2 separate regions of the Homo sapiens genome follow, and region 2 is linked to region 1. Evidence: read pairs that join two places in POLR2A ChIA-PET (ENCODE). Cell type or tissue: OCI-LY7. All regions are shown on one strand.

Region 1 (8,000 bases):
ATAAAAAATAAAAACCCCACAAAAAAACTAAATTATCAACAATTTTTCTAGTCACATGAGCTCATCCAAATGAAAATAACTATATACCCAATATGTTTTGAAAAGATCACACATACTACTCACTATAACAATATACTTTAATGTCTTCATGATGTACTTCTTAGAAACTTCTGCTAAATAGAAAGTCAATATTACAAACATTAAATTTCCTACTTATGCTCTGGTAACATTCTACTTCCATCTAACACAGCCCCTGTACTGTATGGTAATTGTTAACCCAACCAGTTCTTCACTGACTGTGAGCTCCTTGGTGGAGGGAAATGGCTTTTTCTTACCCCCTTTTTATTGCAGTCAGATATACATGACATAAAATTTACCTTCTTAACATTTTTAAGTTTGTAATTCAGTGGCATTAAGTATATTCACAAGGGAATGTGGATCTTTTGTTTTGTTTTGTTTTTTGTTTTGAGATGGAGTCTTGCTCTGTCTCCCAGGCTGGAGTGTAGTGGCATGATCCCAGCTCACTGCAACCTCCACCTCCCGGGCTCAAGTGATTCTCCTACCTCAGCCTCCCAAGTAGCTGGGATTACAGGCGTGTGCCACCACATCCAGCTGAGTTTTGTATTTTTAGTAGAGACGGGGTTTCACCATGTTGGCCAGGCTGGTCTCAAACTCCTGACCTCAAGTGATCTGCCAGCCTTGGCCTCCCAAGGTAATGTGGATTTTTATATATGTCTTTAGTCTTAGTTTTTGTACCTGGCCCATAAATGGCATAAACACTTGTTGAATGACCTACCTAATGAATGAACAAGTGACAGAATTGATGTTTGCTAATCATGTATATAGTAAATACTCTCTCTCTATATATATGTGTGTGTGTGTGTGTGTGTGTGTGTGTGTGTGGAACACACATCTTTCTGTTTTGAAGCCTTCAAGTTTAACAGACCCAGTGGATACAGATACATTTGATCCAGCAGTGGACATAAGCCCCATGCGTGACATTGCCACAGCTATCAAGCTAAGAAGACTGTAGAGAAAAGTCCGGCACATCCTCATTCACTGGCTATAATCAGTACAGATTTGCATTGGGTCAGTTATGGAATCCATTGTGTTGCTTCATAATAGCCGGTTCCCATCATTCAGACTTCCAGAGAACCAGCATTTAAATACCTCTTCCCTCCTTCCTGAGGTGGTGAGTTTGTAAACTGTAAAGCCCTATGCAGAAGGATTCTTGTCATGGATGCAGGTGATAGACTGTAGCAGGAAAAGAGAAGCAAACTTGATTTTATTTCCTTTCTCTTTTTGAAGAAAAGAATATATCTGGCCACTTCTGTGTTTTCTTAAGGAGAGGTGCTTTCATACTCATTTTTTGGATTGGAAAATGCTCTCACCCCTCAACCATCACCTCTTAGCGTTCCCACCAAAACCTCAATCCTTGCCCATGTCTTTGGTTCACCTGCTGTGTTGAGAAGAGGCCTGTGTTCCCACAGTGGAGTGTGCCGTTGCAATGTTAACTCGTAGTTGGTGTTAACTACAGAGCCTATCACAGTTTCAGTTCTTGACTGATGATATAACACGGTTTATTCTCGTTATTCATGGAAATTAGGTTCTGTAAAGTCTTGGCAAACACTAAGCAAATACTGAACCATTGCTGGTAGGGGTAGCTCCCAGGGTCACAATATTTTCGTCAATTGATCAATACATAACCTCATTTTACGTGTTTCTCTTTAAAAACACCTTATTTACTAGATATCGTTGATACATTAACATTGACTTTATGGCCAACAGCACTTTAACTCACCCTGAAAGTTTACTTACCACGTGTATTTTTTCTGTAAGGCACATCACAGACTTCTTGAGCTTAGAACACTAGACAACACATCAGTATTGCACTTGCAGCTCATTTTAAACAGCATCACCAACAACAGCACAGAAATGCAAGAAACACGCCACTAAACAGACCACAAAGAGACACGTTTACAGTATCCCTGAAACAAGAAGAGCGTAGGCTTGTTCGACCTCAGCTGGGAACATTCACAAGAGGTAACTCAAATTTTTCACTGCTCTGCACCTATCTGTGAATGACAACAAGAGTGCCACCAATACTGACACTGAGGTTTACAAATAAATTTTAGCAAGCAGTCAAAGACATGATACACAATCTGTGAATAGTGCACGTTGACTATATGCTAAATCCAAAGGCAAGCTTCTCCATTTGGGGAGGTAGTTTGCTGTATACTGTGGTATAGAGTAGAGCTTCCCAAAGGGTGTGCCTCAGATGTTGTACACAGGAACTGAAAAGTGGACATTACCAGCCTTCAGGGCCACTCAGCTGGGCTGGGGTGATTAAGCCACTGGGATAGTTGCTTCCACCCACAAGCAGCCTAGTAAATTTATCCCAGTGTGCCACACAAATACATCATCTTTTCTTTTCTTTTTCTTGTTTTTTTAGACATGATCTGGCTCTGATGCCCAGGCTGGAGTGCAGTAGCACGTCAGCTCACTACAACATCCGCCTCCTGGGCTTAAGTGATCCTCCCACCTCAGCCTCCCAGTAGCTGGTACTGCAGGTGTACACTACCATGCCCAGCTAATTTTTTTTTTGTAGAGACAGTGGTTTCACCATGTTGCCTAGGCTGGTCTCAAATTCCTGGGCTCAAGCAATCCACTCACAACCGCCTCCCATAGTGCTGGGATTACAGGCATGAGCCACTGCACCTGGCCTTCTTTCTTAATAGTACATTTTCTATGATAAGGATCTATATGTATATGTGCTTTACAATTTACACTTTTCCATGTGATGTAAAAAAAATGGGAAGCACTGGTCTCTATAGAGCATGGTAAGTAAAAGCTCAGTCTGGAATCACATAGGCCTGTCGAAATCCTGATTCTGCCTCTGTCTAGCCAAGTGACTTGAACTTATCTGTGATATCATGAAAATAAGAGTATTCAACTCATGGGGGCACTTCCTTCAATGGGATAATGTATTTAAAGTGCCTGGCTCATTTCCCGGTACAAGATAAGTGCAATCAAACTCTTACGGTTTAGATTTGTTGATAGCCTGGAAACTTTCTTTATTACATAGATGCCATGTGTCCTCTGAGTAGAACAAGAGGTGCATTTAAAATTGAAGAACGAACAGAAGGAACTTCTGTAAATGGGTGAAGGAGCATCCAGACTATAGCAGCCAACTTAACCCAAACAGCTCAGCCTACAGATGCCTTGGTCTACTGAGGCTGCTGGGAGGAATACATTTTGTTTACATTTCAGGAATGGAACCGCAGCACATTTGCAAAATAACCAAGTTTCCACAAATAGTACCCAGGAAAGAGAACGCCTCATCAGCAAAAGTTTCTCTGAAACAAGGTGCAAAGGAGAAAGGCGAGGATAAGGAGTACCTTCAATGCCGAAATACCTTCCTAGAACAAAAGGGTGTCTTGAAGCCTTTGCCTCTTTGTCACATCCGGAAGGCCCCAGCCGGCAATCAGACCTTCCGGTAACCAGCTTCCTTTGCCTTAATAATTCATAGCCCAGCTCATGTTTGGGTTAAGGAGTGGCCACTTTCATGCAATCAACTGAAAATCTTTCCTAAAACTGGGACAAATGCACATGCCCAGATTCAAGCCTTTGAGCTCTCCTCAGTCTGCTTGCTAAGAGGCTTCCTGTTTAGCAGTGGAGCCACATCAATCTGGGATCATGACTCAGTTTGTTTTCATTTCTTTAGTGAATGCTTGTTCAAAACCTGGCCCTATGCTGAAAAGTCCTTAATCTATACTTGGTGATAGTATATAAGTGCCACAAGTTCCTGCTTCTCTTGCCTTCTCATACCAACTCTCCTGGGGGAAATGTGCCCTTATTATCTTCACCAGCATAAAATGCCCTGTTCTTTCTGCATTTGTATCTCCAGGACTAGCCACCAAACAGGGCTGCTTCCTACCTCAGGCAGAGAAGGCCGTGTGTCACTCTCTCCAGGTTTAGGTAGCATGTGGGAGGGAAGGGGGTTGCTGCAGGAGCAGCTTGGTCTCTCTACTGCGTGGCAGCCTTTGGAAGCCTTAAGCGAAGCCTTGCCCCCTAACACCACACATGCTGTAATTTAGCTGAGCACACATCTTCCAAGACCCCCCAGGAGCTGAGACTCCCTCGAGCTCCCAAACCTAATATCGCTTCAGTAACATTTGGTGCAGACTGTGCATTGAAAGAAAAGTTGTAAATACAATGAGGGCAATGTTTCCTGTATTCGAAGTATTGCCATGATACTTTACTAACGCCACTAAAGCAAGCAGTGCTGTCAGACCCCTGACCGTGGTATGAATTCATGCAACCAGTGGCTGTTATCCGCTACTGACAGGTGTGTGAGCTAGGCCCAGGGGGCAACATAAAGACTTGGCCCCAGTCTTCCCAAGGCTTCAAGGCTGCAGGAAGACGTAAGATAGTGTATACTATTAATAAATGAAAAATAAGGAAGGAGGCCGGGCGCGGTGGCTCACGCCTGTAATCCCGGCACTTTGGGAGGCCGAGGCGGGCAGATCACAAGGTCAGGAGATCGAGACCATCCTGGCTAACACGGTGAAACCCCGTCTCTACTAAAAATATAAAAAATTAGCCGGGCGCGGTGGCGGGCGCTTGTAGTCCCAGCTACTCGGGAGGCTGAGGCAGGAGAATGGCGTGAACCCGGGAGGCGGAGCTTGCAGTGAGCCGAGATCGCGCCACTGCACTCCAGCCTGGGTGACAGAGCGAGACTCCATCTCAAAAAAAATAAATAAATAAGGAAGGAACTGCTAGCAGAGCTGTATAGATAGAACGCTAAAGAAGTTTTGGGGAGGGAGAGTATTTTTGGAAAGAAAAGGTTATTTATTTATTTATTTTCATTTATTTATTTATTTTGAGACAGGGTCTCACTCGGTCACCAGGCTGGTGCAGTGGTGCAGTCTCGGCTCATTGCAACCTCCACCTCCTGGGTTCGAGTGATTCTCCTGCCTCGCCTGCCGAGTAGGCGGGACCACAGGCACCTGCCACCACGCCGGCTAATTTTTGTAGTTTTAGTAGAGATGGGGTTTTGCCATGTTGGCCAGTCTGGTCTCGAACTCCTGGCCTCAAGCCATCCGCCCACCTTGGCCTCCCAAAGTGCAGGGATTATAGGCGTGAGCCATCGCACCTGACCAGAAAGACAGGATTATTTTATAGTGCATTTTTGACCAGAGTCTTGAGTGAGGGGGAGAATTGGGATAGGCAGGTAAGGAGGGTTGGGTATTCTAGGTGGAGAGATGAGTGATGAGAAGGATAGTAATGACCCTAATAATGTTAGGGATGGTTAACATTTGCTGACCAGTTACCATACACTAGACACCATGCTAAACACTCTACTTGCAGGATTTCATTTAACGTTCACAACACACCTAAGGGATTAATTATAATTAGTTAATTATAATTATAACCCTCACTGTCCTCCCCAGCCCCCATTTTAGAGCTAAAGCAACTGAGGCTCAGAGAGGTTAGGTAATTTGCCCAAAGACACAGCTAGTGAGCAGCAACACAGGGGTTGGAGCAAAGTCACGTAGGAGGGACAATGCAGGCAAATCGTAGGAATGCTGAGCAGTTTGGTTTTGCTGGGTCTTAGGGCGACACGAATGATAGGCAGGGTTGGGGCCATATCATGGCCCCTTGACCTCAGGCCAGAACTGTGTGCAAATAACAAAATTATCCCAATCCTTTAAAATCTGCAACGATGAAGCGAGCAGGCACTGTGCAAGGCAGCTCCAAAATGTTTATTCAGACTTTCGAATTTACGAAGTCAAAACCCAATCATTTCACATGTCACTGTAAAATTATTTTTATGGCTCAGTTACTCAAATAGCAATGACATTTGAAGAGATTAATACCAATTCAATAAGGGCTTTATTTATTTCTGCAAAAACTTAACTGCAACTTTTAAATCCACAACTGGACTCTAAATCTTGAATTAAAAAACATAAAGACTTCACCTAACCTATGAATTAAAAATAAGCACCATGTGCAAGAACATCTATCTTTCCTGTGATCACTCCTCTGTATGGTTTCCATGCTGGAGTTCCATTTCCAACCAAATCCTGTGTTTGACTTGCGATGGATAGGCTGATACCTGGTGGAGGGACAACAGCATAATGTCCTGATACGACACAAGTAGAATGTATTCGCTACGTGAACTTCTGCAATCATGTGCCTCTCTAAGCTTCTCTTCCTCTCTTCCTTCCTTCTTTCCTTCCTCCCTCCCTCCTTCCCTCCCTCCCTCCCTCCTTTCTTTCTTTCTTTCTTTCTCTTTCTTTTTCTTTCTCTCTTTTCTTTCTTTCTCTCTTTCTTCTTTCTTTCCTTTCTATCTTCTTTCTCTTTCTTCCTTCCGCACCCGGCTATATTTTATTTTATTTTATTTTATTTTTGAAATGAAATCTCGCTCTGTCACCCAGGCTGGAGTGCAGTGGCACAATCTCAGCTCACCAAAACCTTCACTTCCCGGGTTCAAGTGATTCTTCTGCCTCAACCTCCTGAGTAGCTGGGATTACAGGCGTGAGCCACCGTGCCCAGCTAAATTTTTGTATTTTTAGTAGAGACAGCATTTTACCATGCTGGCTAGGCTTGTCTCAAACTCCTGACCTCAGGTGATCTGCCTGCCTCAGCCTCCCAAAGTGCTGGGATTACAGGCGTGAGCCATCGCGCCCAGCTTCTGTTTCTTTCTTTTGCTTTTTACTTCCTCTGTAATTGCAGAATAAGCTTCTGTTTCCTTATGTGTAAAAAGCACAATAATAATACCTACTTCACAAGGTTGTGTAAGGATGAAATGAGACAAGCTTATCAAGTTTTTGGCACTGTGTCTACCAATCTGTAACTCCTCAGTGCAAGATGGTTAATGTTATATTCCACCTGTAAGTGAGAGATGTATGCTGTTTTATCATGTGTCTGAGAAACTCAGTGAGATTCCCTATATCTATGGGTATACGGAGAGGCTTGTTAATTTCCCTAACTTTAAAAAAATGTTTACTTCTATTTTAAGTAGCCCAAAGACCCAATTCGTGGAGGGCTGAGCCAATTTCTTTTTAGGACGTGGTCTGCGGATCCTCCTCATGGTAACTTTGTCTTTCCATTCCCTTCCAATAAACTCAGCACCTTCCACCATGATGCACATTGAAAGCTGAAGTTGCCGATACAACCCTCAAAATGCAAGTTTATTGAAAAACCTGAGAAGAGCACTAAACAGACCAAAAATACCTTCATCCAAACTTTAAAATTTATTTTTTGCCAACTTCAGTAACTGTTTTCACATGAGAAGTCAATGCACAGGAAAATGCTGGTTTTATGGTAGTATTTAGATGTCTTGAAATGCTGAGGGCAATGAGCAGACACACAAACACATTAAGGTTTAGCTGCAGATCAATTAACAAACCTACAAGGTCCCTATGTAATCACACTTTCTAGTTCCAGTTGCTCCTTTTAGACACAAGCAAGTTGCCACATTTTTTGTAATGATTCACAGTCACCATTTATGGTATTGAAATACAGTGGCAAGGGTAAACATCCCTTCATTTCCAGAACCATCCATCCCAGTATGCAACATGCTTCTGAGAATAAGGACAGAATTATTTTTAAAGCCCATTTACTACTGATAAAAAAGAAAAAGGATGTCTATGCAACAGTGTGCAGGTTTTTTGACAAGGCTAGAGCAGACTATAAATTAAAAGTGATATTCAGTCAGATAACTTACTTTGAGCACTGTCTATATAAGTGCTATTTGACAAAAGGAATATAGTCACTCATAGTGTGAGGCAACGCATAAGCAGGGTATCAGAGAGTTTTATCTGCTATCACGGTCTATACAAATAACAATTTACCAGTGAACGAGTATTAACATATCCCTTTCCCTAACTTTTTATGCTTTGTTTCTAATTTTTTCAGAAAGTGCACATTTTAAGTGGTGCACCAAATATTTGTGGTGATATTGGTAAATATTTGTTTTTCTTTTAGAGATGGGG
Region 2 (8,000 bases), 180 kb before region 1:
TTTACAGTGGAATGTCCGTTTGTTTTTGTTTTGTTTTGGGTTTTTTTCTTTTTTTTTTTTTTTTTTTTTTTGAGATGCAGTCTCCCTCTGTCTCCCTGGCTGGAGTGCAGTGGCGCGATCTCGGCTCGCTGCAAGCTCCACCTCCTGGTTTCACGCCATTCTTCTGCCTCAGCCTCCGGAGTAGCTGGGACTACAGGCGCCCGCCACTACGCCTGGCTAATTTTTTTGTATGTTTTGTAGAGACAGGGTTTCACTGTGTTAGCCAGGATGGTCTCAATCCCCTGACCTCGTGATCTGCCCGCCTCAGCCTCCCAAAGTGCTGGGATTACAGGCGTGAGCCACCGCGCCCGGCCTGGTATGTTAGTTTTTGAAGTAAAAAAAATTTAGCTACCCTTCTGATTTTTCAGTAATTCTTGTAGCTTTCAAGTAGCTGGGGACTATAGTCATGCACTGCCACGCGTGGATTTTTTAAATTATTTGACTAGAGATGAGATCTCACAATATTGCTGGAAAAACATCCTTCTTGTCTCTTTTTTTCTTCTTTTTTTCTAGAGACAGGGTCTTGCTATGTTGCCCAGTTTGGGACTTACTATTTTCTTTTTCTTTTTCTTTTTTTTTTTTTTTTTTTTTTGAGAAAGAGTCTTACTCTGTCTCCCAGACTGGACTGCTGCAGTGGCATGATCTCGGCCCACTGCAACCACCACCGCCTCCCAGGTTCAAGTGATTCTCCTGACTCAGCCTCCCGAGTAGCTGGGACTACAGATGCGTGCCACCACGCCCGGCTAATTTTTGTATTTTTAGTAGAGACGGGATTTCACCGTGTTGGCCAGGCTGGTCTTGAACTCCTGACCTCAAGTGATCCACCTGCCTCAGCCTCCCAAAGTGCTGGGATTACAGTCATGAGCCACAGTGCCCGGCAGGACTTACTATTTTCTTTCTTTTTTTTTTTTGAGACAGAGTCTCCTTCTGTCACCCAGGCTGGAGTGCAGTGGTGCGATCTAGGCTTACTGCAAGCTCCGCCTCCCGGGTTCACGCCATTCTCCTGCCTCAGCCTCCTGAGTAGCTGGGACTACAGGCGCCCACCACCATACCTGGCTAATTTTTTGTATTTTTTAGTAGAGACGGGTTTCACCATGTTAGACAGGATGGTCTCAATCTCCTGACCTCATGATCCACCTGCCTCAGCCTCCCAAAGTGCTGGGATTACAGGGTGAGCCACCATGCCCAGCCAAGGACTTACTATTTTCAACCTCTGGTTGTTTTTTTTTGTGTTTTGGTTTTTTTTTTGAGATGGAGTCTTGCTCTGTCACCCAGGCTGGAGTGCAGTGGCTCACTGCAACCTCCGCCTCCAGGGTTCAAGTGATTCTCCTGCCTCAGCCTCCCGAGTAGCTGGGATTATGGGTGCCCACCACCACAACCGGCTAATTTTTGTATTTTTAGTAGAGACAGGGTTTTCACCATGTTGGCCAGGATGGTCTTGAACTCCTCAGGTGATCTGCCCACCTTGGCCTCCCAAAGTGCTGGGATTACAAGCGTAAGCCACTGTGCCTGGCCTACTTTCAACCTCTGATTCAAATATCATAAAGAGGATGACCTGCAGTTAATGCTAGTTGGTTGCTCCAAGAATTTGGTAGCCTGAAAAAATATAGCTGTACATCTATACAATCTTCATAAAGCCCTGAGAGAATTTTTAGGTTAAAAGATGATGTTTGGGATATAGTCTTTTCCTGACCATAAGGAGCCTACCCAACAGTTAGGTGGCAAAGTAAGGATGTATGCACACATAACACAAGGATTCACATTTGGCAAGTTGGCATAATGTTAGCACAATCCAAAGTCCTTTAAGAAATTAAAGAAGGCTGGGCATAGTGTCTCATGCCTATAATCCCAGCATTTTGGAAGGCCAAGGTGGGAGGATCACTTGAGGCCAGGAGTTTGAGACCAGCCTGGGCAAAATGATGAAACCCCATCTCTACAAAAAATATGAAAGTTAGCCAGGCATGGTGTCACACGCCTGTAATCCCAGCTACTTGGGAGGCTGAAGTGGGAGGATCACTTGGGCCTGCAACAACGGAAGTTGCAGTGAGCCAAGATCACACCACTGCTGTCCAGCCCGGGCAACAGAGCAAGACCCTGTCTCAAAAAAAAAAAAAAAAAAAAAAATGGAGATGATATTATTTTTGACTAAAAAGATTTTATGAAGGAGTTGGACCTTGGAGGATGAAGATGAGTTCTGGAAGTTAGCTGGGGCTGACTTTTGGCTGGCGTGCACATGACAGGTAGAAGGGTCATGAGGCAAAGATAGGTTAGAATCTGATTGTGGAGGATTTTGAAAGCAAGACTGACAAATGTATACGTTTTTATTGAAATATTTGTCAAACTATTATGAAATTTGTCACAATCAGCATTTTTTAAATGAAACGGAATATCAGCATACTTTTTTTTGTTTTGTTTTTTTGAGACAGGGTCTTGCTCTTTTGCTGAGGCTGCAGTACAGTGGCACCATCATGGCTCGCTGCAGCCTCGACCTCCCCATGCTTAGGTGATCCTCCCACCTCAGCCCCCCGAGTAGCTGGGCTTATAGGCACACGCAACTGTGCCAGGTAAATTTTGCATATTTTGTTTCACTATGTTGCGCAGGCTGCTCTTGAACTCCTGAGCTCAAGCAGTCTGCCCACTTTGGCCTCCCAAATTGCTAGGACTTTGTATTCTGAGCATGAGCCACTGTGCCCAGCCAGAATTAATTATTATTATTATTTTTTGAAACAGAGTTTCACTCTGTCGCCCAGGCTGGAGTGTAGTGGCGCCATCTCGGCTCACTGCAACCTCCGTCTCCCAGGTGCAAGCAATTCTGCCTCAGCCTCCCAAGCAGCTGGGATTACAGGCACCTGCCACCATGCCCGGCTAATTTTTTGTATTTTTAGTAGAGACGGGGTTTCACCATGTTGACCAGGCTGGTCTTGAACTCCTGACCTCGTGATCCGCCCGCCTTGGCCTCCCAAAGTGTTGGGATTACAGGCGTAAGCCACTGCGCCTGGCCAAAACAAATGTTTTAAATTGCTACTTCCGTATGGTGAGATCAGGGGGAATTTTTTTTCCTCTCCCAATTTTTGTGTAATGAATATGTTTTGCTTTCATAATGAGGAAATTAAAATTATAATTTTTTCATCAAAAAAAGAGTTAAAGGCTCAGAGCAAACTCAAAGGTTAATTTGGTGGGATAGTATGCAGGAGACAATCCAGATGATGGGAGACCAGTTTGGAGGCTACCAAAATATTGTACTCTAGGAACAATATAATAAAATCCATTAGAGTGATAGCTGTGGAAATGAAAAGTAATAGAGACTTAGTGAACAATAACCCTAAGTATACAGTAGTAAAAAAGATGGGAGGGAGAGCAGGGTGTGGTGGCTCACGCCTCTAATCCCAGCACTTTGGGAGGCTGAGGGTGGTCAGATCACCTGAGGTCAGGAGTTTGAGACCAGCCTGGCCAACACGGTGAAACCCCATCTGTACTAAAAATACAAAATTCGCCTTGCGTGGTGGCATGTGCCTGTAATCCCAGCTACTCGGGAGGCTGAGGCAGGAGAATCACTTGAACCCAGGAGGCAGAGGTTGCAGTGAGCCAAGATCACACCATTGCACTCCAGCCTGAGCAAAAACACTGAAACTTCACTCAAAAAAAAAAAAAAAAAAGATGGATGGAAGGGAGGAGTAAAGAAAATCCTTAAGATTTCTAGCCTAGGTCCTAGAATGATAATATAGTATCTGTTAGAGAAAAATACCCGATAAAAAGCTAATTTGGGAAGGTAAGTTGCGTAGGTAAGCTGACTTTGGGTTGTGCCTGAGACTGGTTCAGAAAGGTTAGGGCTAAGGGTAAAGTCTGGGTAGTTAGCTGTCTAGAACTGATGATCAAACCTCTGCTGGAACCTCTGTAGGATGAGTTCATTATCAGAAGAGGTTTGAAGAGCTACAAAAATACAACAGGAAGGTATTACACTACATGCGAAACTGTGGGTTGTAGGTTACAAAGGGCTGTAATTTGAGTTAATAGAAATTAATTTCAGAGAGTCCTCACTGTGGTGAGTATAAGCTGTTTTATGCTGTCGAACTGTAACAAGTTAAATATATTACCTGTGATATTTGATTTTGGAGTTTGATATAAACGGTTGATTAAAAATCCCTTATAAGATCATCTATTTCTCTCCTAATCATTTTAGCTTTTTGTTTAATAAGTGCTTCAATGATATACTAATTCTACATAAAATTAGCTTTCAATAAGTCAAATATAGTTATTTAACTTTAGAGATTTGCTAAAGGGAATTTTTAAAATGCATGCTCAGTCATAGGTGTGAAAAGTATGAAGAGCTTGAATGGCTTTGTTTGAACAAATTAAATGTTTTATTGTCTTTTTGCACTGAAGAATGACAAAAAAGCTTTTAGAATATTTGTAAATACATCTGTCTTTAAAAATGAAAATAGTATACTTGGTGTTTAAAAAGCCATTTCATTGGGCCGGGCGCGGTGACTCATGCCTATAATCCCAGCACTTTGGGAGGCCGAGGCGGGCAGATCACAAGGTCAGGAGATCGAGACCATCCTGGCTAACATGGTGAAACCCTGTCTCTATTACAAATACAGAAAAATTAGCTGGGTGTGGTGGCAGGCGCCTGTAGTCCCAGCTACTCAGGAGGCTGAGGCAGGAGAATGGTGTGAACCCAGGAGGCGGAGCTTGCAGTGAGCCTAGATCGCGCCACTGCACTCCAGCCTGGTTGACAGAGCAAGACTCCGTCTCAAAAAAAAAAACAAAAAAAAAAGCCATTTCATTGACAAGTCACACTGGTAAAAAAAGAAAAAAAAGCCATTTGATAGCTACTGATTTGAATTTGGAGTGTGAAACATTTTTTAAATGCATGAGAATTATAGCACAGATAGTTTTAATCCTTATAGATTTCATTTCAAGCATCCTATTTGTAAGGTGCTATTATATTGGTACAGGTAATATTTTGTCAGAATCTGCATGAGGGATATAAAAATGTTTTGTCAGGTAATACCTCTTTAAAATGAATATACTGCCAAAAATCATACATCCAATCTGCTGACGCCAGAGCGAATGCATAGCTTCACAGCGGTGGATTAGCAAATGAAAAGAGGTGCTCTGAACCCAGTAGAGGAATATAGGAAGTGTCAAGAAAATACTCCCATCCTCCTTTCTTTCCTCCAAGCTCTTAGATCTTTGTGTGATGAGACCCCTTTGGGGATACCCTAGTTACTGTCTGAGTTACTGGAGATCTCTAGGGACAGCAGCCTGGCTCTGCAGCTCCTGCTTTCCACGGTGCCCTTGCCTCTGTCGTCTACCCCTTACTGATTTCTTTCATAAGTAGACAGGGTAAGTGGGCCCCCTGAGCTAAAATATTAATCTCGTGATCCGTCATTCCACTATTCTGGTTTCACGTCTATTTTTAAAAAGATTTTATCTTTGAGAGACCCCCCCCTTTTAAAATGCAAATTCCCCTGGGAGAGGTCAGACCTTAGTTCTTAGCTAACATCTTGATTATCTGTTAGCACCTTAGTTGGGCTTAGTACACATTTGGCTGAGAAGAAGGAATCCCTGGCTAAAAGTGATCAACTAGAAGGAAACTAGCATTTATAATAATAATTTATTATTATTTTATTACTATTGGCAGCTAAGATGTACTCAGGGCCATATTATTAAGTGTCAGGAGTTGTTCTAAGTTAATTCCCTCAACAACCCTATTGGTATTATTACCACTGTTACTTTACAGATAAGAAAACTGAGGTATGTAGCACGTAATTTATGGTCACATAGTAAATCCTGTCAAGTGTTAAACTCGGGGATTTAGATTCCAGTGTGTGCTCGCTCACCGTTTTACTGTAATCCCTCTCTTCTACCATGATGTCTCAGATAGATGACATCTAATCAAGATTTCACCCTTTTCACAATTTTGTATCAAATAGAATGATGTGTTTAATTATAGATGCCACTTCCCTTTGAAGGTCAAGTACTTTGTTATTATCTAAATAGATTTTTTAGCAATAGCTTCAATGAAACAGGTACTTTTTTTGTATTCAAGGGAATTTATTTGCAGAGTAGAGAAAGGAGTAAAGAGGTTAGTGTACAATTTAGCACATACTTAACACTATCTGAGCTGTTTTTATTTAAAACATGTTATTTTTACAATTTTGAAAGTATAGATTAATAAAGAAAGTACAGTAATTTTCAGTCCCATTACCCAGAGGTAACCTCAGAATAAATGTATTCTCACCAGGCTTTTTCCTACTGATCCTTTTCTGAAAGTGTTAACTCATTCTACGTCTTTAAAATTTTGGAATGAAATGATCTTTTTTGCTGGCATTTCCTTCTTCACCTCTGCAAGGATGTTGAACTAATAATTATTTTCGGCCTGGCGTGGTGGCTCATGACTGTAATCCCAGCACTTTGGGAGGCCAAGGCAGGCAGGTCACGAGGTCGGGAGCTCAAGACTAGCCTGGCCAACATGGTGAAACCCCGTCTCTACTAAAAATACAAAAATTAGCTGGACATGGTGACGTGTGCCTGTAATCCCAGCTACTCGGGAGGCTAAGGCAGGAGAATCGCTTGAACCCAGGAGGTGGAGGTTGCAGTGAGCTAAGATAGCACCCCTGCACTCCAGCCTGGGCGACAGAGTGAGACTCTGTCTCAAAAAATAAAATAATATAAAAATTATTTTCTATGGTTTGCCAGAAACATGTTTAACTAAATTTTCTCTGTATTCATTTTATCATTTTGAATAAAAGGTAATACAGAGCCCTAGATCCTTCCCTTAACCTCCAAATTGAGTAAATTCTCTCAACTAATGTTTGTTAAGCACTAATTCTACCTCTGCCCCCTTCTTCAAAACTGCTATACTCCTGCAGCTTTAATTTCCTTATAATTTCTGGACTGCTAGTCTCTCTTAATCACTCGTCCCTTCTCCAGAGCTCTTTGTAATTCAGATCCCTCTGTAACCCACAGATCTGATCATATCATTCTCCTCTACAGATTTCTTCAGTGGCTCTGTGTTGCTCATAGGCCCTAGAAGCAAGCTTGGGGATGATTAGGGCAAGTAATTCTCTGAGTCCCAGGTACCAGCGAGTGGCCTTAGAAGGGGAGTTGCTGGTGTGTGCAGACTTCAGGTGGCCACATGCCCTTGGCCTTGCTGACTACACATTAATAGAGGAGGGTCACAGCAAGGATCCCCTAAAGTGGTTGTTTAGGTCTAGATGCAGACCATGCTACTGTGTGTTGAGAGTAGACTGTTGGTGGCAGTAAGGACAGAAGTGGAGAGACCATCTGGGAGCCTTACTGCAGTAATCCCGGTAAGACTTGATTGTAGCTTGGATCAGGCTGGTGGCAGTAGAGGCACTAAGTAAGTCAGATTCTCAGTATATTTTGGAGGTAGAGTCAATCATTTTTCCTGAAGGATTGATTTAGAGAGAGAGAGTCAAGGATGACTCTAAGGTTTCTTGCCTCAGTACAGAAAGATATGGGATAGTGGAATATATAAATCACTGATGTCTCAATTCTGCCATTAGCAACTATTGTCAAATCCTAGGTGTTCTAATAAAGTACCATATTTGACCAGATTTTAAACCTCTGGAAATTTTTAGAGAGAGGAGTAAATTTAAAATGTGCACTTAAAACGTGTGAAATGGGGGCTGGGCACGGTGGCTCACGCTTGTAATCCTAGCACTTTGGGAGGGTTAGGCGGGTAGATCACTTGAGGCCAGGAGTTCAAGACCAGCCTGGGCAACATGGTGAAACTATGTCTGTACCAAAAATACAAAAATTAGCCAGGCGTAATGGCACATGCCTGTGGTCTCAGCTACTGGGGATGCTGAGGTGCGAGAATCGCTGGAACCTGGGAGGTGGAGGTTGCAGTGAGCTGAGACTGCACCACTGCAGTCCAGCTTAGGTGACAGAACAAGACCCTATCTCAAAAAAAAAAAAAAAAAAAAAGG

Evidence for each region. ChIA-PET counts read pairs that join two places held together with the same protein. Peaks named below come from ENCODE experiments on the same cell type or tissue, not always from the same donor. Only the 100,000 strongest peaks of a DNase experiment are listed, where the experiment ranks them.
Region 2: POLR2A ChIA-PET joins it to region 1 with 14 read pairs; 4 of 35 experiments call an interaction of 5 or more read pairs at or near these places.

Annotation. Positions count from the first base shown.
Region 1 is chr12:95,353,878-95,361,877 of GRCh38, reverse strand. LOC105369917 (a long non-coding RNA gene) reads left to right here. Exons shown (of 11, transcript XR_001749265.1): 8 at 3,271-3,496. Among named protein-coding and RNA genes, the nearest start is that of MIR3685, 48 kb to the right of the region's middle. In OCI-LY7, no CTCF peak of the experiment used is centred here; DNase peaks (open chromatin) are centred at 2,537 and 3,467; H3K4me3 peaks cover 3,013 bases; H3K27ac peaks cover 4,115 bases.
Region 2 is chr12:95,536,038-95,544,037 of GRCh38, reverse strand. All of the region lies in intron 1 of USP44 (ubiquitin specific peptidase 44), which reads left to right. Among named protein-coding and RNA genes, the nearest start is that of USP44, 11 kb to the left of the region's middle. RefSeq lists an enhancer at 928-1,427. In OCI-LY7, no CTCF peak of the experiment used is centred here; no DNase peak of the experiment used is centred here.